Regions from separate parts of the Homo sapiens genome. Here regions 1 and 2 are each linked to region 3. A link is a loop called in an ENCODE intact Hi-C map of the cell type or tissue named here. Cell type or tissue: PC-9. All regions are shown on one strand.

Region 1 (8,000 bases), 1.4 Mb after region 3:
ACAGAATGAGAAGTACAGGAAATGATCAACATATGAGGTAATAAAAATATACTTTAAACTATTTTAAAAATATAATTAACTATTTAAAGCAATGATAATAATAAATTACATGGTTTATATACAAGTAGAAGTAAAATGCATGGCAGTGATAGGACGAAAGCCAAGCAAGGTAAAATGAAGTATTCTGTTGTAGGGTCCTTATATTCCATAATATAATTATTATATTTTCAGAATCGTACTTGAATATAGACTGTGATAAATTCAAAGTTATAAGTTGTATGCTCTAAAGCAATCACTAAGAAATTGAGCATATAATAAGCTAACAAGGGAGATAAAAACAAGGGAGATAAAAAGAAGCATAAAAACATTCCCAAAAAGGCAGAAAAAAGAGAGGGAAAATGAACAAAGACCAGATAGGACAAATAGAAAGCAAATGGTGAGATGGTAGATTCACACTAAATTATATCAATATTCACATTAAATTTAAATGATGCTTATTATCTAGTTAAAAGACAAGTGTTGTCAGACTCAATAAAAAAGCAAGACCCAACTACATGCTGTCTACAGTAAACCCACTTTGAATATAAAGATACAAATGAGGCTTCAAGGGAAAGGATAGAAAAGAGTATACCATCAAATATTAATCTAAAGAAACCAGGAGTGGTTTTATTAATATATCCTGCAGTGAAGCAGGATTCCTTGGTACAAGCTGGCTTAAACGTGGATTCCGGGTTCTACCTGGGGATGGGACTAGCCCACAGGATGGAGAGTTGTAAGTCTTGAATGCCAGACTAAGGAGCTGGCATGGATGTGGATAGACAATAAGTTAACTGAAGGGCTTGGGGTGTAGCCTGTGGAATGCCTGGAGTGGGCTGCAGACTGGAGACAGAGACCCAGGGAGGGTTTCAGCTATGGGGTGATGGAGGCTGGGACCACTGCAGGGCAGTTAGAGATGCAGCGATGCCTTTGAGAGGCTACAGACATGGGACTGAAAGGCAGAACATCAAGAACAGAGGGAAAGGAGGAGAGAATTTTAGCCAGAGCTTCCATCACCCCATACCTGAAACCCTCCCTGGGTCTCTGTCTCCAGTCTGCAGCCCACTCCAGGGATTCCACAGGCTACACCCCAAGCCCTTCAGTGAGCCTATTGTTGGTCTGTTTAGCATTTGCTGCCTATCTATTATGTGACAAGCTCTGAGCTGCTGGCACTGTGGAGAGTTCAGAGATAAGGAAGGCACAGACCCCACCTTCCAGAAGCAAACTATGAGTCTGTACTAGTAGGGTTTGTATTATCCTAACTTGCATTATGATAAATCTCCAATAATGCTCTGGAATGGAGCATTTCCCAACTCACTCGACCATTTGAAGAGCAGAGGCATAGCAGGGGTTATCAATTGTTGAGCCTTACTGCAGGCCAGATATTTTATCTCAGCTGAGCTTGAGGGGCAGCACATTGCAGTGCAGCACTAAGATGTGAGGGGTGCCTCTCATAAAACTCCAAATTTATCTCATTTTTTTTTAAACTTTACGTTCTAGGGTACATGTGCACAATGTGCAGGTTTGTTACATATGTATACATGTGCCATGTTGGTGTGCTGCACCCATTAACTCGTCATTTACATTAGGTATATCTCCTAACGCTATCCCTCCCCCGTCCCACCACCTCACAACAGGCCCCGGTGTGTGATGTTCCCCTTCCTGTGTCCAAGTGTTCTCATTGTTCAATTCCCACCTATGAGTGAGAACATGTGGTGTTTGTTTTTTTGTCCTTGTGACAGTTTGCTGAGAATGATGGTTTCCAGCTTCATCCATGTCCCTACAAAGGACATGAACTCATCCTTTTTTATGGCTGCATAGTATTCCATGGTGTATATGTGCCACATTTTCTTAATCCAGACTACTGCAGCACTATTCACAATAGCAAGGACTTGGAACCAACCCAAATTTATCTCATTCTTATGAACGTCTGCCATTCCACAAGCTGGAAGACAGGGAATAAATGTGAGTCCTGTAGGAAGGCATGAGGTGGGAATGCAGACAGGTAATGTTGTACCACAGGTGAGCTCAATCAAGTTAGAGGCACTCACTCATTTCCCTACCCTCTGAGGCAGATCAAGGAATCCCCTCCAGCAATTTCCCAGACCATTGGCTACATGGTGGTGCTGGGGGAATATTAAAGGAGCAGCAGCATTTTACAAATGCCTGGTTTACAGGTGAGGAGAGGCTTTCAGACTTGTCCAAGGAAACACTGCTGATAAGACGTGGGATTTGAACCCAGATCAGTCTTACTACAAAGTCCAATCTCTTACCTCCTGTGTAGTGTGGTTTCCTAGGGCTGGGGGGGTTAGAGGAAAAGAGTTTCCAAAATACTCCTTTGCAGGATAATAAACCCATGATTCCTTTAAACACCGAAAGCAGGTGCAAGAATACTAAATAAGCCTAGAATATCTCGTACCAGAAAATAAGGAAATGTTCAAGGAAGGACGTTGGCATGTTAAAGTGACAGAGGGGCCAGCTTGAAGGGGCTCCCACTGGCCAAAGCCAGGGAAATTTGAATGTCAAAAGAAATAGTCACAGTAATAGATTATAACCCATTAAATAAAACAAGAATCCACGAATCCTTACCAAGTACATATACGAATGAATGAATGAATGGATGGATGGATGAGTGGGGAGAGGAGAGATCTTTTCCTTACAGTTAGATTGCCAACTGATACATTTAGAAGGTATGACAGAGGCTGGGCACGGTGGCTCATGCCTGTTATCCCAGCACTTTGGGAGGCTGAGGTGGGAAGACTGCTTGAGGACAGGAGTTCAAGACCAGTCTGGGCAACAAAGTGAAACCCTCTCTCTACAAAAAAATAAAATTTAAAAAGTTAGCCAGTTGTGGTGGTATGTGCCTGTAGTCCTAGCTACTTCGGAAGGCTGAGGCAAGAGGATTACTTGCCTAGGAGTTAGAGGCTGCAGTAAGCTATGATTGTGCCACTGCACTCCAGCCTGGGGCAACACAGCGAGACCCTGACTCTAAACAAAAGAAGGAGGAGGAGGAGAAGGAGGAATGATGGAATCAGGAAATCACCATTTGGCAACTGTGTTAGTAACAACTTCATCCAGGCAAAAATCCCCAAAGAATGCTACAACTAAACTTTGATGATGAATGACATCATTCCGAGGTACCTCCCCAAGAAAATACTTATTGCTGACAAAGGGGAAAAGAAGAACTAAGGAAAAAATGGCGGACACCACCTTAATAAGGCGATTGACGTTCCTGCACCAGTAATGCGGCAAAGAGAAATTGTGTGCTACCCACTAGGACGCAATGAGAACACAGCATCATTTCTGTGATGTTCCTACTGAAAACAGGCAACCTGAACCCAATAAGAAAGAAACAGCAGCCAAACTGGAGCTGTGGGACCTCCTGCAACATACGTAGCCTAAAATCTTCAAAAGCATCAAGGTTGTGCAAGTCTATGGAAGACTGAGGAGCTGTTCCAGAATGAGGGAGGCTAGGGGGAAATGACAGCTAAATGCCGTGCAGGATTCGGGACCGAATCCCTTGCTCTGAAAGGCATTATCGGGATAGCTGGTTAAACTTGCCTGGAGTCTGAGGATTAGGTGGTTACAATGCATTGATGTAAATTTCCTGATTTTGGTGCTTGTGGTTAGGTAGAGAATGTCCTCATTTGTAAGAAATATCCACAAAATATTTGGGGGGTGGTGGAGTATCACGTTAGTAACTTACTTTTTTCCCCGCTAAAATGGCTTGGGGGAAATAGCTCTTTTTACTACTGCGGCAGCTTTCTGTAAATTTGAAATTATTATACAAACCCGAAGGTGCTTTTGGGCAGTTTTCTCGCCGTTGTTACCTGATGAAGGTGTTACTCGTGGAAAGGAAAGGACTTTCTGAAGAGGGTCGAAGGCCCCCTTTTCCCTCTCAGGCCGGTGAAACTCCTGGGGACTCCTCGCACAACAGACAGAGGACAGCGCCAGCGCCCCCAGAGGTGGTCGGGAAAGGGCCTGGGGTGGACTCTAGAGACCTGCAGCCACGCGCAGCTCGCCGCCGCTGTTGCAAGCTGATTGTCGTCGTCAGCAAGTTCTTCCTTCTGGAATCCACCACTTGGGCCTAAGGGGAGGCTGGTTTGTGTCCTGGAAGAACCGGGTCCCTCCGCCCTAACCATCAGGTCGGCGTTACTTGAGGCGTTCTGATCCCTTCAGCCTTCCGATCCCTTCAGCCTTCCGGTGCCAGCTCTGCAGTGATGGCGCCCCCTGGTGTCCAATGAAAGAGGCGCAACTGCCGTTAAGTGCAGATCTTCCAGGGGAGAGACAAGTATTTCTGCCCGCCCGATTCCGATTCCCAAATTTACTCCTCCTTGGACCAGCCAGCCCACCTACTTCCATTCATTTGGGCATGTGTTCTTCATTTTATTCATTCATCTGTTTGTTCATTCATGCACCCACTGCGTTCCGGGTACCGAGTTTGACCCTGGAAGTACACAGGTAGATCATGGCCAGGCTTTAGCCTCAAGGAGCCCTCAGGCTGACGGAGGCACAGGCTCTCACACCACAGCAGGATCTCTGCCTCCTGAAGGTAAGTGCAAGGGGCTCTGGGAGCACCCAAAGTGATCTAGGAAGTCTTCCAGGAGCAGGTGACCACAATTCAGCTCCTTTTTATTCCCACTGCCACTGCCCTGTTCTCTAAAGCCCCTTGCCCCTCTGTCCTCACAGCTGGAGCATCACTACCCTCTCTTCCAGGGCTTCCGCTCAGTCTAGACCTGGCGGACAGAGGGCTATCCTCCTACTTGGCCACAAAGGCAGGCATAGGCACAGGCAGCCCTGAGGCACAGCTTCCCCTGCTGATAATAGCGTTGATGACAAGGATATGGATATGGATATGGATATGGATATGAATATTAATAGAAGCTGACATTTAGTGAGGGCTTAGTTTGTTCTAGGCACTGTGCTAAGAATTGTACAACATGACACCATCTAATCCCCACCGCTGCCCATAGACATTGGATACTGGGATCATACCCATTTTACAGTGGAGGAAACTAAGGCTCAGTGAAGTTAAGGAGGGAACCTCACCAGTCATCTTCCAGTCAGGGAGTCTGCAGCTTCTCATAATCCATACCTGCCATGCCATGCTCCCTACCTTCCCTGCTGTTCACTGCAGAAGGTCCCCAGTTCTGTCAAAGGTCATCTCTGGACCCATCACTGCATGTTCTAGAGAGCTTGACTGCGTAAATACTTTCTAATGCTAAAGTATTGTTGGAAACCTCTCCTCCCTTCAGAGGAGACTGCTGCCCTCAGGGGGCTGGGACTTCCCCAAACCACAAAGCTACTACATGGCAGGGCCTGGACATGAATAGGGGTCAGAGATATTTCCACTTCTCTATCCCCAAGGGCATCTTCCTCAGTGGATGCTCAATGAATATCTGTTGCTTGCAGAAAACTGCCTCCTATTTAACACCTGATATTGACCTAAAACTATCAGGACTTTTATTTCCAATGCTCAAGCTGGTTTTGTTTGTGATAGCTAGAATCCTCATGCAATGACATGAAGGAGATTGAACTGGCCATTGCGGGGCCATGGCGTACATTTTCCTAGTGCCCACTATGTGCCAGACGTGGTTATACTCATCACATCATCAGTTCCTCATGACGGCTCTTCAGAGGAGTCCATTTGACAGATGAAGTGGAGTCCCAGAAAGCTGAGAACTTTCAATACCCTGGAGACGCTCAGAGCTACTCTTCAGGCCCCCGCACCCTTTTCTGTCCCACTAACACACCAAGCCCATTCCCTTCTCCAGGCCTTTGCACTGGCTGTTCCCTCTATGCCTGCATGCTCTTTCCCAGGGTCTTCTCCTGGCTGGCTGTTCCTCATCATTCAACTCTCTGCACAATGTCACCTCCTCTGGCCACCCTACTGACCCCTGTCACTCGCTACCTCACTACCCTGTCCAGCGGTGGCTGTGCTCTGAGACCCTCATTCATCTATGAGCTTGCCTGTTCATTGAATTTATTTCCCGCATGCATGAGAGCTCCCTGAGGGCAGGGACTCTGTCATCTGTGTCCCAGCATCCAGAACAGTGCCTGACGTATCAGAAGTGCTCAGTGAATATTTGTTGAATGAACGGAATCATTTGCCGGTCTTGTCCATTGGATCTCTGACAGCCTTCTGATGTAGTAGGAAGATGGCCCTTCCTACCGCTGCTGCTCAGCTGTGACCCCAGTCCCTGGGGACCCTGCCAGGTGTCTAAGCCATCTGATAGAGCATCTTTCTAACCCACACTTCTGTCCATGTCACTCTCCTCCTCAAAAAACATCATCGTCATCATTATCATCATAATCATCATCATCATCATCATCATCATCATCATCATCATCATCAATCTGTCACTTGATGGAGACTGTGAAGCTGTCTGTCATCATTGCTATATTAAAAGTCCCCCGTATTTCAAGGTTTTATCCCAATTTAGAGATGGGGGAACAGAAGCTTAGACAGGTTGAGGAACTCGCACAGGCCCACACAGCTGCTGAGTGGGCAAACTGAGATTTGAACGCAGGTCAGTGTGATCCCAGGTCCCCACTCTTAGCGGCTGTCTCCTACCATAGAGCATAGCTTTCACGTGCATCAAACTTGAGCATGTGTCAGAATCATCTGGAGAGCTTGTTAATACGCAGGTTACTGGGCTGCACTCCCAGAGTTTCTGACTCCACTTGTCTAGGGTACGGCCTGAGAATATGCATTTCTAACAGGCTTCCAGGTAAGATGACCACTGGCCTCACACTGAGAGAACCACTGGCCTGGAAAAAATACACAGCAGCCCAAACAAATAGAACTTTGTCTGCAGTTTCAGGAGGTTCATGGATCCCCTGCAGCCTCTCCATGTGCTTTGGGAATAGGGAAGGATCTGTGGACCTCACCTTCAGAACCACTGTTCAAACAAACAATGTAAGTCAGATCCACGACATCCTGAGGCCCTGAGTTCTGTTCAGCAAGTTTCCTTTAAGCAAGGGCCACCAGAGTCTCGGCCTTAGTCCCTTTGCAAATCTGACTCTTTCTTACTAAAGTTAATTATCTGACATTGAAACGTACCCTAGCTGACACACCACAGAAAGGCCTCCACTTGTCTCACCGACGCAAATGATAAATAGAGGGCCCAGAGCAATTTCTCTCAGAGATTTCATGTCAGTATTTTAATAATCATTGAGCAGGGCCCTGGGAGCCAATTACAAAACTAGGACAGATTTTTTTCTAAAACTACTTGGTTTCCAACTCCTAAAACTTGTAGGCGTCTAAAACTGATGGATCTGAAGGGTTCTGACATAGTTTCCCCCAAGGATGAGTCGTGCATAGAATTTGAAATTTAGTTCCAGGAAAGCTGAAGCTGTGATGTTTCCCTCCTCTTCCCCTTCCTCCTCCTCCTCCCGCTGCTCCTCTTCCTCCCTCTCCTTCTTCTCACTCTCCTCCTCCCATTTTCCTCTCCTCTTCCCTCCCCCTTCACCAGTCTCCTTACTAAAACTGAGTTGCCCTGAGACTGGAGCCTGGATGTGGGAAGCCTGCCCGATTGTTGGCTGTGGGCACTGGGAGCCTTCAGCCTTCATCCTTTCTCTCACCGCTCTGCCAGCGGTTGGGGAACCTACACCAACTGCCTGGGCCACAGGGGGACTGGGGGGCCTGGGGCCAGGGTTCAGGGAAGCTCTGGGGCTGGGAAGTGGCCAGCCATGCCTCCCAGGACAGTCTCAGGGTCTAGGACCCTTGGGAACCTTGGCTGGTTTCCCCTCCTGCCTTGGTGAGTTCCGGATTCTAGGCCCACACATGGCAAAGACCTGAGTCCTGTTAAAATCAGGTCATCCTCCCACAGCCCCCATGGTGACTCCAGCACAGGCTAGTAGCAGGTACTCAGTCATCAATACAAGCCTTCAAAAATGTAAATCCGATCATCTTGCAGCCGCTCTCCAATCACTGGCTCCCATCACACCTGGACTAAAACCAA
Region 2 (8,000 bases), 51 kb before region 3:
GCATGCTGGTGCATGCCTGTAGTCCCAGCTACACGGGAGTCTGAGGCAGGAGAATTGCTTGAACTCGAGAGGCGGAGACTGCAGTGAGCCAAGATCGCGCCACTGCACTCCAGCCTGGTGGCAGAGCGAGACTCCGTCCCAAAAAAAAAAAAAAAAAGAAAAGAAAAGAAAAGAAACTTCAAGATAGTAGACATCCAGCCCCAACTAGCATCCCCATCCACCATGTTACTGCCACTGCAAAAGCCAGACTAGTGGAAGAACAACCCAGCTGAGCCCCAGCCAACCCACAGAATCATGAGCTATCATAAAACGCTGGTGGTAGGCAAGTACGTTTTTGGTGGTTTATTATACAGCTAAAAATAACTGAAACACTGATCATGTTGCTGCTCTACTTAAGATCCTTGGCTCGGCCAGGTGAGGTGGCTCACGCCTGTAATCCCAGCACTTTGGGAGGCTGAGGCAGGTGGATCATCTGAGCTTAGGAGTTCGAGACCAGCCTGGCCAACATGGTGAAACCCCATCTCCACTAAAAATACAAAAATTAGCCAGGCATGGTGGCACACACCTGTAATCCCTGCTACTCAGGAGGCTGAGGCAGGAGATTGAACCTGGGAGGCGGAGGTTGCGGTGAGCCAACATCACACCAGTGCACTCTAGCCTGGGCGACAGAGTGAGACTCTATCTCAAAAACAAACAAACACCCTTAGCTCTCCATAGCCAAATTTCTCAGGGCTCACAAGGAACCTTCACAAGCTATGTGACTTTGGCATGTTACTTCATCTCTCTGCAACATTTTTCCCATATGTAAACTGAGGTAATGATAGCACCTTCCTCAAAGGATTGCCATGAAAATTAAGAGATAATGTATGAGAAATACTTGGAACAATGTCTGGCATACGCTAAGTGCTCTATATGTGTTAGCCACCATCGTCACCACCACCATCATCATCTTCATCATCACCACCATCATCACCACCACCAACAACACTATCATCAACTTGTGCTGCCTGACTCTCCAGCCCCTTTCCTTAATCTCTCCTCATGTGCACTCTGGAGTACAGTCATACTAAAATATTTTTCCCCAAAACTTCACACTTCACAACTCTTTACCTTTGTACATTCCATTTCTTCTGCCTGGAATGTCCTTTACCCACCTTGCCTGCCTGAGAAATTGCCATCTGTCCTTCTGTGACGCTTCCTCACATCTCCCCAGACAGTGAGGCATCTGCCCCTGTGCTCCTTTGGGCACCTCGCCCTTGTCTCTGTGGAGAGGCTTCCCATCTTTGCCACCTGTGTGGGCCTTGTCTCCTCAGCTAGACTCTGAATTGTTTAAGGACAGAGCCAGGGCTTGATTCATGAGCCAGCAAAGCATGGCATATACCAAGCTCTTAAGATGTGTTCCAGGAAGGGAAGGAGGAAGGAGTCTGCTTTTGGAGTAGTGGTTCTCAACAGAAGGGAGAGAGGGGAGAAATTTTGTCCCCCAGGAGATATTTCATGATGTTTGAAGACATTTTTGGTTGTCATGCAACAGAGTGGGAGAAGGAAGTGTTACTGGAAACCAGTGGGTGGTGGGTAGTGGACAAATATTGTGCTCAGCATCAGACAATGCACAGGACCGCTGCCACAACAAGGAATGATCCAACCCTAAATGTCTGGGCTATGCTGAGGTTGAGAAGTCTTGTTTTAGAGGATAATCACATGCTGGGGAGGGGAAGAAAGAGACACCTGACTGAATGCACAAGCTTAGCAACCTGGCTGCCCACTCCCACCCCTCCCAGCTCAGCACCTCTGGGAGCAGAGGGTACCAGGAAGGTATGGAAGTTAAAAAAGGGCTTAAATCTGGTCACCTTCCTTCCTCTCAATGTGATCCTCATCAAGACCCTTCCCTTGGTGAAGTTTCGTTTTTTAACTTCCTACAGCCTCTTCCGGCCCTGACTTTCTGGGATTCTGCATTTGTAGGTTGGTTCCTGTTGTTTCATTCATGGCCAAAAGATGTCAATGCTGCACAGACTCTCACATGCCAAGAGAGGACAAATCCCAGATAGACTGGCCTGAGTCACTGAGCCCTTGCATTACATCCGGGATGGCCCAGAAGTTAAGTTAACGCACATGCCTGAGATGCAGGTCCCCCGCCTGCCCAGATGGGTGGCCTTGAGGTTCAGAAGAAACAGGAAGAGGGGAAGGTGGCCCTTAAAGGCTCCATGGCTAACTTAGCTTTAATGTGTAGAGGCCTCTGTGTCAGTCAAAGCACTTTGCAGGGGAGCAGGGAGACATCTGTAAAATTCTCTCTTTTGTGCCACGTAAGAGCAGAAAGAAATCTCACTCTACAGACCATGGTTTCTGTAAGGGGTGGGTCCTGTAGAATTACAGTGAGCACGGCTGATGCCTGTGGCTCCTTTGGGAGCCTGTGTTTGTTGAGGGGCTGTGTTTGTTGTTTTTAACTGGCTTCAAGAGGAGGTAGAATATTGAGTAGTAGTAAAAAGCTTCATCTTTGGCACCAGACAGGAATGAGCGTGGGACGCACTTCTGTCATTAACTGCGTGACCTGGGATAAATGACTTAATCTTGTGTAAGCCTCAACCATGAGAGAGGAACAATAATAGTACCTACTTCACAGGGTTGATCTGCGGATTAATTGAGATCATGGAAATCACAGGTTTCGCATACTGCCTGGCATAACTGCCAATAAACGGCAGTTGTTACTCTGAAAGGATATTGTGGGGTGAGTGAATAGGCGAGGAGTATGATGAATCATCCTGAAATTCTCACCTAAACTCTTCTATCCAGGTAGGGTGCTGGTGAGTCGTCTTGCCGAGAGCTAACATTTTTATTGTGCTTATCATGTGCTTACAACCGTCCTCAGTGCCTTATGTACGTTCACCGAGTCCCCACGGTGACCCAATGAGGTAAGTATTACTATTCCCATTTTAGAGATGGGAAACTTAGTGAGCCCCCAGGGCCCACTGCTGGGTAAGGGGAGGCCAAGGGTTTCCGCGAAGGCAGTTTGACTCCAGGGGCCCTGGCCTTAGCAGTGCATACACTGCTTCTGACTGCAGCTAGAGACGAATGAGAAACGGGAGGGTGCGTCCCTGGGTATCCCCCTCACCCCTCCCCAGCCTGCCTAAACGCTTGCCCTGCTCCCAAACACTCGCTCTACTCCTAGATAGTGGAGCTTTGCGACAGCTCGGCAGAGAAGCACTTCGCTCTGCCCAGCTGCAGCCAGGCATGACATGGTGTCTGCAAGGAAGGGGCTCAGGTGGGCGTGGGGAGCTAGGTCAGGATGCCGCAGGGAGGTAAGAGGCAAATGGGATTCGTCACTGGATAAACTGGGACTCCGCCCCAGCACCACCTGGAGCCTGTGGGTGGCTCTGAGCCCAGGGACATACTCTCGCAGAGCTTTATTTCTCTCCCTCTAAAATGAGAGCTTAGACACGCTCAAAACCCCTGCTGGCTGTAGAACGCCAGGTTCTTGCAGTGAGGAAGGGCTAGCGTCTGCCGCGGGGTGGGTCTTGGCCGGATCCTATCCCGGGGGAAGAGCGCCACCTGGCGAACCGCTCTGAGAATGTCCCAGAACAGCCACTAGGAACAGTCTCCCGGGTACAAGGGGGAGAGGCTCTGCAATCCGAGCAAGGGGCTTCAGTTCTCTGAACCTCAGAATTCGAATGGGTAAAATGACACCGAAGAATGGCAACGAAGATAATACTTAAAGTACCTAATATCTCCCACCACCACCTTTTGTCACCACTTTTGAAATAGTAAATGGTTATAAACCAATGTAGATGATAAATTCTAGAAGTTATACAGCATTTGTTCTGAGCACTCTGACAAGCTGTAACACTGCCTCGATTTTTTCTTACTTATATTTTTTCCTTTACATTTGTTTGTTTGTTTGTTTGTTTGTTTTTAATTGTGGCAAGAACACGTGCCAGGCGCGGTGGCTCATGTCTGTAATCCCAGCACTTTGGGAGGCCTAGGCGGGCAGATTACTTGAGGCCAGGAGTTCAAGACCAGCCTGGCCAACATGGTAAAACCCCATCTCTACTAAAAGTACGCAAATTAGCTGGGCATGGTGGCGCATGCCTGTAGTCCCAGCTACTGAGGAGGCTGAAGCAGGAGAATTGCTTGAACCCGGGAGGTGGAGGTTGCAGCAAGCTGAGATCGCACCACTGCACTCCAGCCTGGGCGACAGAGTGAGACTCCATCTCAAAAAAAAAAAAAAAAGAACACTTAACATAAGACCTACCCTCTTAATGGATTTTCCAGTACACAATACAGCAGTATTAACTATATACTACACCTATATAGAGATCTCTAAAACTTAATCATCTTGCATACCTGAAATTTTATCCTTGTTGATTTAGCTAACACTTTTTGAGTGTTTGTGATGTGATAAGCCTTGTTCTAAGCATTTTATTTATATTAATTTATTTAATCTTCAAAATAGCCATGAGGAAGGTATAGAATGACTGCTCAAGTCACTGGCTTAATCCACAAGAGACTGCACCAATTTGAAAAGTCTACAATAATAACATTTGGAAGGCGATTTACACTTGATAAACATTACTTCATTTAATCCACACAACAGCCTGTTAAGATCAACATTATCTTCATCTTAAAATAAGGAAACTGAAGACCACTCAGTCAACACACATCTGCCTACAGTGTGCTGGGCCCTGGGGTGCACATGAACAAGGTGTTTGGGGTCCCCATGCCCTTGAGTGAGACTTGAGTAAGTACTCCTGAACTGAGTGTACAACGGGGGAAATCTAGGCACCACACAAAATCACAAGAGCTATAATAACTTCGTCTGGAAGGGGAGACGTTTCACAAACAATTCTGTCCAGGGTCGCACTGCTGCCAAGCTCTGTGCCTGCCTGTGGTACGGGACCCCATGTACGACTTACAGACCAGTTAGTCCACAACAGTAACTTCCCCTTCAGCACCTGAGCTCCTTAAGAACAGTGCCTGTGTCCTAATCACCTGCATAACCCAACACCCAGCAGAGAGCCTGGCACGTGGGGGTTGCCCATAAACACTTGCCTAATGAAAGCTCTGTTCTTCTTCATGCCCACTTGCCCTCCCTCCTTTCTTTCCCCAGACCTTCCTTTTATTCTCAGCAATCCAGAGATTAGACTTTGGCTCCTTAGCACAGTCTCCTGCCATAATTCTCAAACCCAGAGTAGTTACAAGAACGGTAGAATGAAAATGGTATCGGGGAGGGGAGTGGAACTAGTAGGTCTTAGACATTCACTCTGTGCTCAGCATTCTATCTTTAGCATCTTAAATCTAACAGCAGCCCTGGTGGGTAGGTAGTAAATGGCAGAGCTGGGATTTTACTCTGACGCCCAGGTTCACCATGTTCTGCTGCCCTTGGCTCTCTCCTCCAAGCTACAGCGAGTGGCCGGTGCTGTTGTCAGTGAGGGATAAAGCTCAAAGCCTCCCATTTGGGCTTCTCCCCCTCCGCACTAGGACCTCCCCAAAACCAGGAGTTTCTTCCAGAGGTCGTATGCTCACTCCCTGAGGGCCTGGGATGCATCTTCCCAGGGCTTCCCATTTCCAATTTTGAGTCCCTTATTCCTGAAGAAACTCCCAGGGGACAGGTATTCAGGGACAGTCCACTGGGTTGCAACAGCTAATGAAACTGACATCTGACAGATACCATTCTCCACCTGCTCACCTGGGGAATAATATCACTAAGCTCCTCCTCTGTGCTGGCCTTCTGCTAAGCCTTTCTCAACAATACCTCATTTAATCCTCACAACAACCTTCAGAGGTTGTTCCATCTCCATTATGTCAGGGTCCTGAGAACAAAGAAATGTCAGGTTGGGCCTTCCAGGAAGCTGACGCTAAGACAAAATTAGACATACAAAAGACTAATTGGAAGAAACATCTAAGAAGGATAAAGGAGTGAGGGAATAGGAGCAGGCCCAGAAAGTCTCAGACCCTGCTGCAGGTCTGCCACCAAAGAAGAGAGAAGGGGAGGAAGGATTGGGCAGGAAGAGCCTCAGGCTTCGGGACTGTAGTGTCCTCCTGGTGCTCAGTCACTGGTGAGGGCAGCTCAAGAAGAGTGTGACCTCCACGCGAACGCTGCGGTGTAACAGGGAGGGGCTGAAGCTACCCACAGCCCTCACAGGAGGTCCTCTCTTTTTTTTTTTTTTTTTTTTTAGATTTTTTTTGTTGCTGTTTTTTATTTTTATTTTTTTATTATACTTTAAGTTCTAGGGTACATGTGCACAATGTGCAGGTTTGGTACATAGGTATACATGTGCCATGTTGGTTTGCTGCACCCATCAACTTGTCATTTACATTAGATATTTCTCCTAATGCTATCCGTCCCCCAGTCTCCCACCCCCCGACAGGCCCCAGTGTGTGATGTTCCCCACCCTGTGTCCAGGTGTTCTCATTGTTCAATTCCCACCTATAAGTGAGAACATGCAGTGTTTGGTTTTCTGTCCTTGTGATAGTTTGCTGAGAATGATGGTTTCCAGTTTCATCCATGTCCCTGCAAAGGACATGAACTCATCCGTTTTTAGGGCTGCATAGTATTCCATGGTGTATATGTGCCACATTTCCTTAATCCAGTCTATCATTGATAGACATTTGGGCTGGTTCCAAGTCTTTGCTATTGTGAATAGTGCCGCAATAAACATACGTGTGCATGTGTCTTTATAGTGGCATGATTTATAATCCTTTGGGTATATACCCAGCAATGGGTTTGCTAAGTCAAATGGTATTTCCAGTTCTAGATCCTTGAGGAATCACCACACTGTCTTCCACAATGGTTGAACTAATTTACACTCCCACCAACAATGTAAAAGTGTTCCTATTTCTTCTCCACATCCTCTCCATCATCTGTTGTTTCTTGAATTTTTAATGATCTCCATTCCAAATGGCGTGAGATGGCATCTCATTGTGGTTTTGATCTGCATTTCTCTGATGACCAGTGATGACGAGCATTTTTTCATGTGTTTTTTGGCTGCATAAATGTCTTCTTTTGAGAAGCGTCTGTTCATATCCTTTGCCCACTTTTTGATGGGGTTGTTTGATTTTTTTCTGTAAATTTGTTTAAGTTCTTTGTAGACTCTGGATATTAGCCCTTTGTCAGATGGGTAGATTGCAAAAATTTTCTCCCATTCTGTAGGTTGCCTGTTCACTCTGATGGTACTTTCTTTTGCCATGCAGAAGCTCTTTAGTTTAATTAGATCCCATTTGTCTATTTTGGCTTTTGTTGCCCTTGCTTTTGGTGTTTTAGTCATTGAAGTCCTTGCCCATGCCTATGTCCTGAATGGTATTGCCTAGGTTTTCTTCTAGGGTTTTTATGGTTTTAGGTATAACATTTAAGTCTTTAATCCATCTTGAATTAATTTTTGTATAAGGTGTTAAGGAAGGGATCCAGTTTCAGCTTTCTACCTATGGCTAGCCAGTTTTCCCAGCACCATTTATTAAATAGGAAATCCCTTCCCCATTTCTTGTTTTTGTCAGGTTTGTCAAAGATCAGATGGTTGTAGATGTGTGGTGCTATTTCTGAGGAGGAGGTCCTCTCTTAAACCTGACCTGAGCAGCACAATCTCCTGGCTGCCACAAAAAAAAGTCACAAAAATGACAACCTATTATACATGTCATTCTATAAAGTATTTTTTTAACTTAGAGACTTAAGAGAGATGTTTGTTTTTCAAATACGTTCATAAGCGAGATGTTTGTTTTTCAAATATTTATGTGTAATCATTATACACGGCTCTTTACACACTTGTATGACTTTTTTTTCTTTTTTGAGATAGGGTCTTGCTCTGTTACCCAGGCTGAAGTACAGTGGTGCAATCATGGCTTACTGTAGCCTCAGCCTCCCAGGCTCAAGCAGTCCTCCTGCCACAGCCTCCCGAGTAGTTGGGACTAGAGGCACGTGCCATCACGCCTGGCTTATTTTTTGTGTTTTTAGTAGAGATGGGGTTTCACCATGTTGGCCAGGCTGGTCTTGAACTCCTGGCCTCAAGCAATCCACC
Region 3 (8,000 bases):
TCATTTATTATAGTCCTGAGTTGCCATAGGTTATATTTATTGAGTGCCATCTACTCTATGTCAGACACTGTCCTAAGTGCTTTACGTGCACAATTTAATTCAGTCAACACATATTCACTGCACACCTTGTGTGTGCCAGGCACTTTTCTAAGCAAAGAATATTTTTGTAGAGAACAAAACAGATGAAAATCTCCTTCTTGGAGCTTACATTTCAGTAGGGAAGGTCTTATTTAATCATCACAACAAAGAAAAGAGATAGGAAAGGCAAGGAGAGAGGGAAAGGATATGTATGGACAGAAAAAGATAATTTAGGGAGGGGAATGCAAAGGAGAAGAAGGTTAGAGTAAAGCATCATCTTCAGGGCTTTGAGATGCTGGATGAAATGGATAAGTCCCTGTCCATGCCTCAGACTCTTCAACATGATGGCTAGGAGGGTCCCAGTACAATGGGTTTAGTGAAAAGTCTGAGTTGTAACTATGTTTGAAGAAATATGCTTCCACATTATTTCAAATGTAGATGGTAATTTGAGGTGCTAACAAAGTCTTTCTGAATAGACTTTCTGAATAGTCTTTCTGTTTTAATAAAGAGATCAGACACATCTGTAATAAGCAGTGTTCACTTGCACATGTAACTCTTCTTTCTTCCAGCTACTCTGGTGAAAGGGAAAAAAAATCAGTGGCCTAATGATGAGCCAGCTAGCTGGCTGAATTTCTCACCAGCACCAACCATAATATTAATAGATACCATTAACTGAGAACTTATTATTTGCTACATAACAAACTACCCCAAAACTTAGTAGTTTACCACAGTGATTTATTATTTCTTGTCATCCCGGGGGTTGGCAGGTGAGTTCTGGGCTCACCTAGGCTTGCTCATGTGACTGTAGTCAGATGGTGGGCTCTGCTAGGATGCTGGCTCCCTCATGCCTCTTTTTTCATGTGGTCTTTCAACATGCAAGAGTTCAGGCTGGGCTTCTTTACATAGAGGCAAGAGCAGTCCAAGAGAGGAAAAAAGGAGGCTCTTGCAACCTAGACTTGGAATTAGCCAGTGACACATCTGCCACATTCTAGGGGGTCAAAGTAAATCATAAACCCAGCCGAGATACCACCTTTTCTAGAAAGCAATAGTGGTACTTATAACCATGAGAAGAATTGTTGAAAAACCTTTGTAGGCAATCTACTTCATTTGCCATGTGCCAGAAATTTTACCTTATCTCAGTGAAACTTCCCAGCAATTTATGAGATAGTCACCATTGTATCCCTATTTTCCAGTCAAAGAAAATGTTCCTGAAAGGCTAAATATCCTTTTGCAAGTTGGTGGAAGATCTAGGACCAATCTTAATCGCGTTAGAGTTCCAATTCACAAGCATCCTTCAATAAGGGATCCCAATTCACAAGCATCCCTCAATAAGGTCAGTAGAGTTAGAGGGATTGAACCCCATATTCCCTCCTCCCTGAGGGAAGAAGAAGAGCCTGGAACAGTCATGTGCTGCGTAACAAAGTTTTAGTGAATGCATGGACCGCATATACAAAAGTGGTCCCATAAGATTATAATACTCTATTTTTCCTGTACCTTTTTTATGTTTAGATACACATATACTTACCATTGTGTTACAATTGCCTACAGTATCCAATACAGTAACATACTGTCAGGTTTGTAGCCTAGGAGCAACAGGCTGTATCAAACAGCCTAGGTGTTGTCAAATTATACCCCCAGTTAACAGACAAAATGGATTCTCTGTGGCTCAAAAGTAAAAACAGACCCAAGGGGCCATGGAAGGGTGAGGGAGCAGTCAAGCTCTTCGTGTCCTTAGAGAATGCTGCAAAACCTGTTTTTCTGCAACCAAGTCAAAGAAGAGTTCCTGGAAACAACGGCAGCTGGGAATTCCCCAGTTGACCACCACAAGACCACCTCCTGCCAACAGACAACCTGGAACCAGCCAATTAAGAGAGACTGGTGATTTGGGGCTTTAAGGCCATCTAATCGACACTCTGTTTCTGACTCCCCTGATTACCCTCCCCTGTCCTGCAGTTTTTGCCTTTATAATCTCTAACTTTCCACCCTGCTTAGAGCCCACTTCTGTTTTACACCTGAAGCTGCATTTCCCCAATCTGCAGATTGTTTTTTACAGAAAATAAAACTCTCCCCTTTTCCTCCACAGATGTTATGGACATTTTTTTTTTTTTTTTTTTTGAGATGGAGTCTCACTCTGTCACCCAGGCTGAAGCACAGTGGCACGATCTCAGCTCACTGCTGCCTCCACCTCCCAGCTTCAAGTGATTCTCCTGCCTCAGCCTCCTGAGTTGCTGGGATTACAGGCACGCATCACTACGCCTGGCTAATTTTTGTATTATTAGTAGAGATAGGGTTTCACCATGTTGACCAGGCTGGTCTCAAACTCCTGACCTCAGGTGATCCACCCACCTCGGCCTCCCAAAGTGCTGGGATTACTGGCGTGAGCCACCATGCCTGGCCTCATGGTCTTTTGTTAACAGTGTGTAGCTGGCTATGGGTTCACACAATGACAAAATCACCTAACAGCACATTTCTCGGATCATATCCCCTTCTTTTAGCAATGCATGTCTGTAGTTAAGAGCTCTGCAGCTGGGGTCAGGCCACCTTGGTGTGCGTTTGAATCTTGGCTCTAAGTCTCATCAACTCTGTGACTTTAGGCCAGTTAGTTAGCCTCAATTTCATCACCTGTATAACACGGCTAATAAGAATATCTACCCCCATAGACTATTATGTGATATACAGGTAAAACTCTGCCTCAACTGAGTATGTGCTCTGTAAATGCTGATTTCTGTTGTTGTTCCCTGAGTGTCCTGATTGGTTTACCATGAATCAAGCAGTACTACAGTCCCAAGGCCACAGTCTCTAGGGCTGTTGTTGATGCTGAGCCTATGTGGCTTTATCATCATTGTCCCTGCTGATCTTGCTGGTGATTCTGCTTTGCCTTTGGCACCGTGTTGCTGCTGCAGTGACCACTGCTGAGGGATCCTGTCCCTTTCTTTGCTCATTTGTTGCACTTCCTGCTTCCTGCAGCTGCCCCTTTGTGCAGGAGACCTGATGGCTATCCATGTTTACCTACAACATTCTCCCTTGTCAGTGCTCTTTTCGTTCCTCTGATATCACACAGGGAGGAGAGAATGGAAGTTTCCCAGATTCAGGACATTCGCTGTATTTGACTCCTATACTAACTCAATTTGTGTTTTCTGTGCTTTGCAAAAGCAGTGTTTCAGCAGGAGGAACCACTAGGTGGCAGGGGTGCTGCATTCCCCAGCTCATGACCTTCTTCCAGTAATCTCAGTTATAAGGATACAGTTCCTTTCCAAACGAATGAGCTGCTTTTAAATCAACTTACTTATCAACATGAAATTCAAGGAGAAGAATAAATTTCATATACATTCTCTTGAAAATTTACTGTGATGGCACTAAGTCCACCAACAAGCTCTCACAGGGGTTATGTTACTAAAGCGGTTTTATAGCCCTTGGCTTGAAAGGGCACGGGAAAAGTAAATAAGCCTCTGCTTGCTTAGAGCACAGCCAAAGCTGATTGTATTTCCCTCTAGTTGTTAACACCTGACAGGACAAAGGTCCTTCGGGTTAAAGGTTCATGGACTCCTAGGCTATTATTTCATTAATAAGATTATATTAATAGATACATCTCTTATCTCTCAATGAGGTCCCAAAAGGTTTTCTTGGGGGAGATGGAATTTCAGTAGTGTACTGAATGAAAAGCAGGTGTAGGGGCATCCTTCTTTCAATTACATCCCCACAGGAATCCAACTGGCCAAGTGGGATCTTCTTTTAACAAAATAGATTGGGGAGTACAAGGAAGGGAGGAGAGGTAAAGGCCAGGAGTGCCAATGAAACCCTTGTCTCACAGTGCGGGGGATCAAGAGATGCTGTGCATAACTGACAGAACAAGAAGATGTTTAATACTAATATATCCCTTACACTTAAAAGGTAAATTTAATGTAGAGGAACAAACTACATTGGGTTGTAGCTATAATGGCAGAAGAAGGAAGGGGGCGACAGGATGGTGGTAATGTTAATAGGCTAAACTTCAAGTACCATAACAAAGTCCGCAGATAATAGCAAAAATTGAAAAAGCAAGAAATGGCACTACAAACGTGTCTTTTAGAGCCATGAAGGTAATCACCATAGAAACGAAAAGCAGAAGTGGCTAACAGTCCTTGCCTCTCTCTGCAGGAGAGGAAGAAGGTGGGCAAGGGAGTGGCTGTGCTATCTGACTTTCTACCCAGGACCTTGTTTTACTTTAAGAATAGGCAAGGAGGCCGGGCGCGGTGGCTCATGCCTGTAATCCCAGCACTTTGGGAGGCCGAGGCGGGTGGATCACGAGGTTAGGAGATCGAAACCATCCTGGCTAACACGGTGAAACCCGGTCTCTACTAAAAAACACAAAAAAAATTAGCCGGACATGGTGGCAGGCGCCTGTACTCCCAGCTACTGAGGAGGCTGAGGCAGAAGAATGGTGTGAACCCGGGAGGCGGAGCTTGCAGTGAGCCGAGATTGCGCCACTGCACTCCAGCCGGGGTGACAGAGCGAGACTCCATCTCAAAAAAAAAAAAAAAAAAAAGAATAGGCAAGGATAGGAAGACATTAAGGTAAAAAAGATATCCAGGTTTGTGGGAACAAGCACCACTGAGCTCCTCCTCATTTGTGTCACTATATCTGATATGAATCATCACACTTAATCATATGCTTGTTTACTCTTTAGTTTAATATAACCACTACTTCCAGTTAGAAAGAAATGAGTGGCTTCAATTTCTACATGTAATGTTACCTGTCTCAAACTGGCATTTTCTAGCAAGATCCATTTTAGTCAATATTTTCCAAGGAGGTCATCTGGTTCTTTCTGATATAAACGAACATACCATTTTTCTTTGTAATAAACCAGAACCATAAAGAGCATATGTGCCCACTTGTACTTACTTTGTGACAGTTTAGCCTCGTTCTTGGCCATGCATCTGTCAGCAGGACATGGTTACTCTAAACCAGCAAATCTGCTAAGTCTGACCCTCAAACTTCCTCTCCTTTCTTTTCAAACCCAAATCTAAAACACCAGCAATGACAGCCCATCCTTCAAAACACCCCAGAATTTGACAGTTCTCACCACACCCACCCCTAATATCCTAGTTTGAGATATCATCATCTCTCACTTGGACCAATGAAATCACCTAGTAACTGCTTCCATTCCTGCTCCCTAACATTGTCCAGGCAGCAGCCAGAGTGATTGTCTGTTTGTTCGTTTGTTTTGGTCAGGCACGGTGATAATTTGTGAGACACTGACTTCTACGATGTATCCATCCCATCTCTCTTCCACCTCTATCCTGCTCACTCCTCTGCAGCCTCACTGGCCACCTGGCTATTCCTAGGCCCTGCTGAATATGCTGAGGCCTTCTGCCTGGGATGCTCCCCTCCTGGCTATCTAAATAGCTTGCTCTGTTGTTTCATTCAGGGTCTACTTTGTCACCTTATCAAAGAGGCTTTACCTGACCACCTGACATACAATAGACATATTCCTCCACCTCTCCAGCACCGTCCACCAACCACCTTGCTTAATTTTTCTCCCTAATGCTTATTACCACAGAAATGTGATGTATATATTTTCTGTATTATCTGTTTCTTCCATTAGAACACAAGTAATTTATAAAGTAAAGACATTTATTTCTCACATTTCTGGAGGCTGGAAAGTCCAATGTCAAGGTGCTGGCATCTGGTGAGGGCCTTCTTGCTATGTCACCCCACGGCAGAAGGCAGAAGGGAAAGAGAACACACATGAGAGGGAGAAGGGAGCAAAACTCATCCTTTTATCTGGAATCCACTCCTGCAATAATTAACCTACTTCCATGATAACAGCATTAATTCATTCATCTAGGTAGAGCCCTCATGATCTAATCACAGCTTAAAGATCCCACTTCTCAACACTGTTCCAATGGGGCTTAAGTTTCAAACACATGAACTTTGGTGGCACACATTCAAACCACAGTAACATACTACCGGTGAACAACATGGGATAGAGAGATATTTCCTGAACCGTGAGACCTGTTTATGGGACTTTTTTTTCTTTTTTTTTTTTTTTTTTTGAGACAGGATCTCACTGTCACCCAGGCTGGAATACCATGGCACGATCTTGGCTCACTGCAACCTCCACCTCCCAGGCTCAAGCAATCCTCCCACCTCACCCTCCTAAGTAGCTGGGACCACAGGTATGCACTATCATGGCCAGCTAATTTTTTTTTTTTTTTTTTTTTTTTTTTTTTTTGAGACAGAGTCCCGCTCTATCGCCCAGGCTGGAGTGCAGTGGCGCAAACTGGGCTCACTGAAAGTGCTGCCTCCCGGGTTCATGCCATCCTCCTGCCTCAGCCTCCTGCGTAGCTGGGACTACAGGCGCCCGCCACCACATCCGGCTAATTTTTTTGTATTTTTAGTAGAGATGGGGTTTCACCGTGTTAGCCAGGATGGTCTCGATCTCCTGACCTCGTGATCCGCCCGCCTCAGCCTCCCACAGTGCTAGGATTACAGGCGTGAGCCACCACGCTCAGCCAATTTTTGTATTTTTTGTAGAGATGAGGTTTTGCCATGTTGCCCAGGTTGGTCTCAAACTCCTGAGCTCAAGCAACCCACCTGCCTCGGCCTCCTAAAGTGCTGGGATTACAGCCATGAGCCACTGTGCCCAGCCTGGGACATGATTTTAGATAGTACAAAGATAGGCATTAAATAACACCAAATCAGGTCAAGAGAATATTTTCTTTTGATGACTTAATCTCTCTCATTATGTCAAGAAAATCTCATTATTGCTAGTTTGTCTCTAATATTTGTAATTTGTATTTTTTTATATTATTTTATTTTGGGGGGTGGGTGTGGTGGCTCATGCCTGTAATTCCAGCACTTTGCAAGGCCAAGGCAGGCAGATCACTTGAGCTCAGGAGTTCAAGACCAGCCTGGGCAACATGGCAAAACCCCATCTCTACTAAAAGTACAAAAATTAGCCAAGCATGGTGGTGTGAGCCAGAGGCTGAGGTGGGAGAGTCGCTTGAGCCTGGGAGCCAGAGGCTGCAGTGAGCTGAGATCGCACCACTGCACTCCAGCCTGGGCAACAGAGTGAGACCTCATCTCAAAATATATATACATTTTTTTTAATTGATAATGGGATCTCACTATGCTTTCTGTCTCTATATATTTGCCTATTCTGGGTATTTCATGTAAATGAAATCATGTAGGTATTTCATGTAGGTATTTCTCAACAACGAAAGACATGTGGTCTTTCGTGTCTGGCATCTTAGCATAATATTTCAAAAGTCCATCCATATTGTAGCATGCATCTGATGGTCTTAAACTCCTAGGCTCAAGTGATCCTCCCACTTCTGCCTCCCAATTAGCTGAGATTACAGGCACACACCACCATACCTGGCTTGATAATTTATCCTTAAGGAATAGAGAATGTTACTCTTCTGGGGAGTATGTAAAAGAAAAAAAAAAAAAAAGAGTATAAAATGGGCCTTACATTAGAGCCTAAGAGCCTTTGCAAGGAACAGTGTCTGACCAGAATTTAATAACTTTGCTTTGTTTTCATTGTATTTATTCTTAAGGATACTATTTATTTTCATTATTTGCCTGGTAATGTGTTAATCACATTTAAGTCTCCCAATATAAGTCTAGGAGGGAAATGATGAGTTACCCATATGACCAAAGTTTCCTTTTTCCTTTATAAAAGTTCACATAACACAAAATTCCCCATTTGAAATTTTTTTTTTTTTCTTTTTTGAGATGGAGTCTCACTCTGTCTCCCAGACTGGAATGCAGTGGCACAATCCCGGCTCATTGCAACCTCTGCTTCCCAGGTTCAAATGATTCTCCTGCCTCAGCCACTCGAGTAGCTGGGATTAGAGATGCACGCCACCACACCCAGCTAGTTTTTGTATTTTTAGTAGAGACGGGCTTTCACCATGTTGGCCAGGCTGGTCTCAAAC

The links. Peaks named below come from ENCODE experiments on the same cell type or tissue, not always from the same donor. Only the 100,000 strongest peaks of a DNase experiment are listed, where the experiment ranks them.
Region 1: it touches region 3 in a loop (20-fold over the local background); 2 of 110 quality-filtered maps call a loop at or near these places.
Region 2: it touches region 3 in a loop (2.2-fold over the local background); 4 of 110 quality-filtered maps call a loop at or near these places.

What each region holds. Positions count from the first base shown.
Region 1 is chr3:10,734,800-10,742,799 of GRCh38, forward strand. No RefSeq gene overlaps it. Among named protein-coding and RNA genes, the nearest start is that of LINC00606, 25 kb to the right of the region's middle. In PC-9, CTCF peaks have their summits at 4,265 (motif pointing left) and 4,465; no DNase peak of the experiment used is centred here; H3K27me3 peaks cover 5,056 bases.
Region 2 is chr3:9,299,220-9,307,219 of GRCh38, forward strand. It overlaps a transcript of SRGAP3 not described here. Among named protein-coding and RNA genes, the nearest start is that of SRGAP3-AS4, 53 kb to the left of the region's middle. RefSeq lists a silencer at 3,532-3,641. In PC-9, CTCF peaks have their summits at 3,549 (motif pointing left) and 3,800; a DNase peak (open chromatin) is centred at 3,492.
Region 3 is chr3:9,350,099-9,358,098 of GRCh38, forward strand. It overlaps a transcript of SRGAP3 not described here. Among named protein-coding and RNA genes, the nearest start is that of THUMPD3, 9.0 kb to the right of the region's middle. In PC-9, a CTCF peak has its summit at 3,255 (motif pointing right); DNase peaks (open chromatin) are centred at 1,843, 3,503 and 4,703; H3K27ac peaks cover 4,202 bases.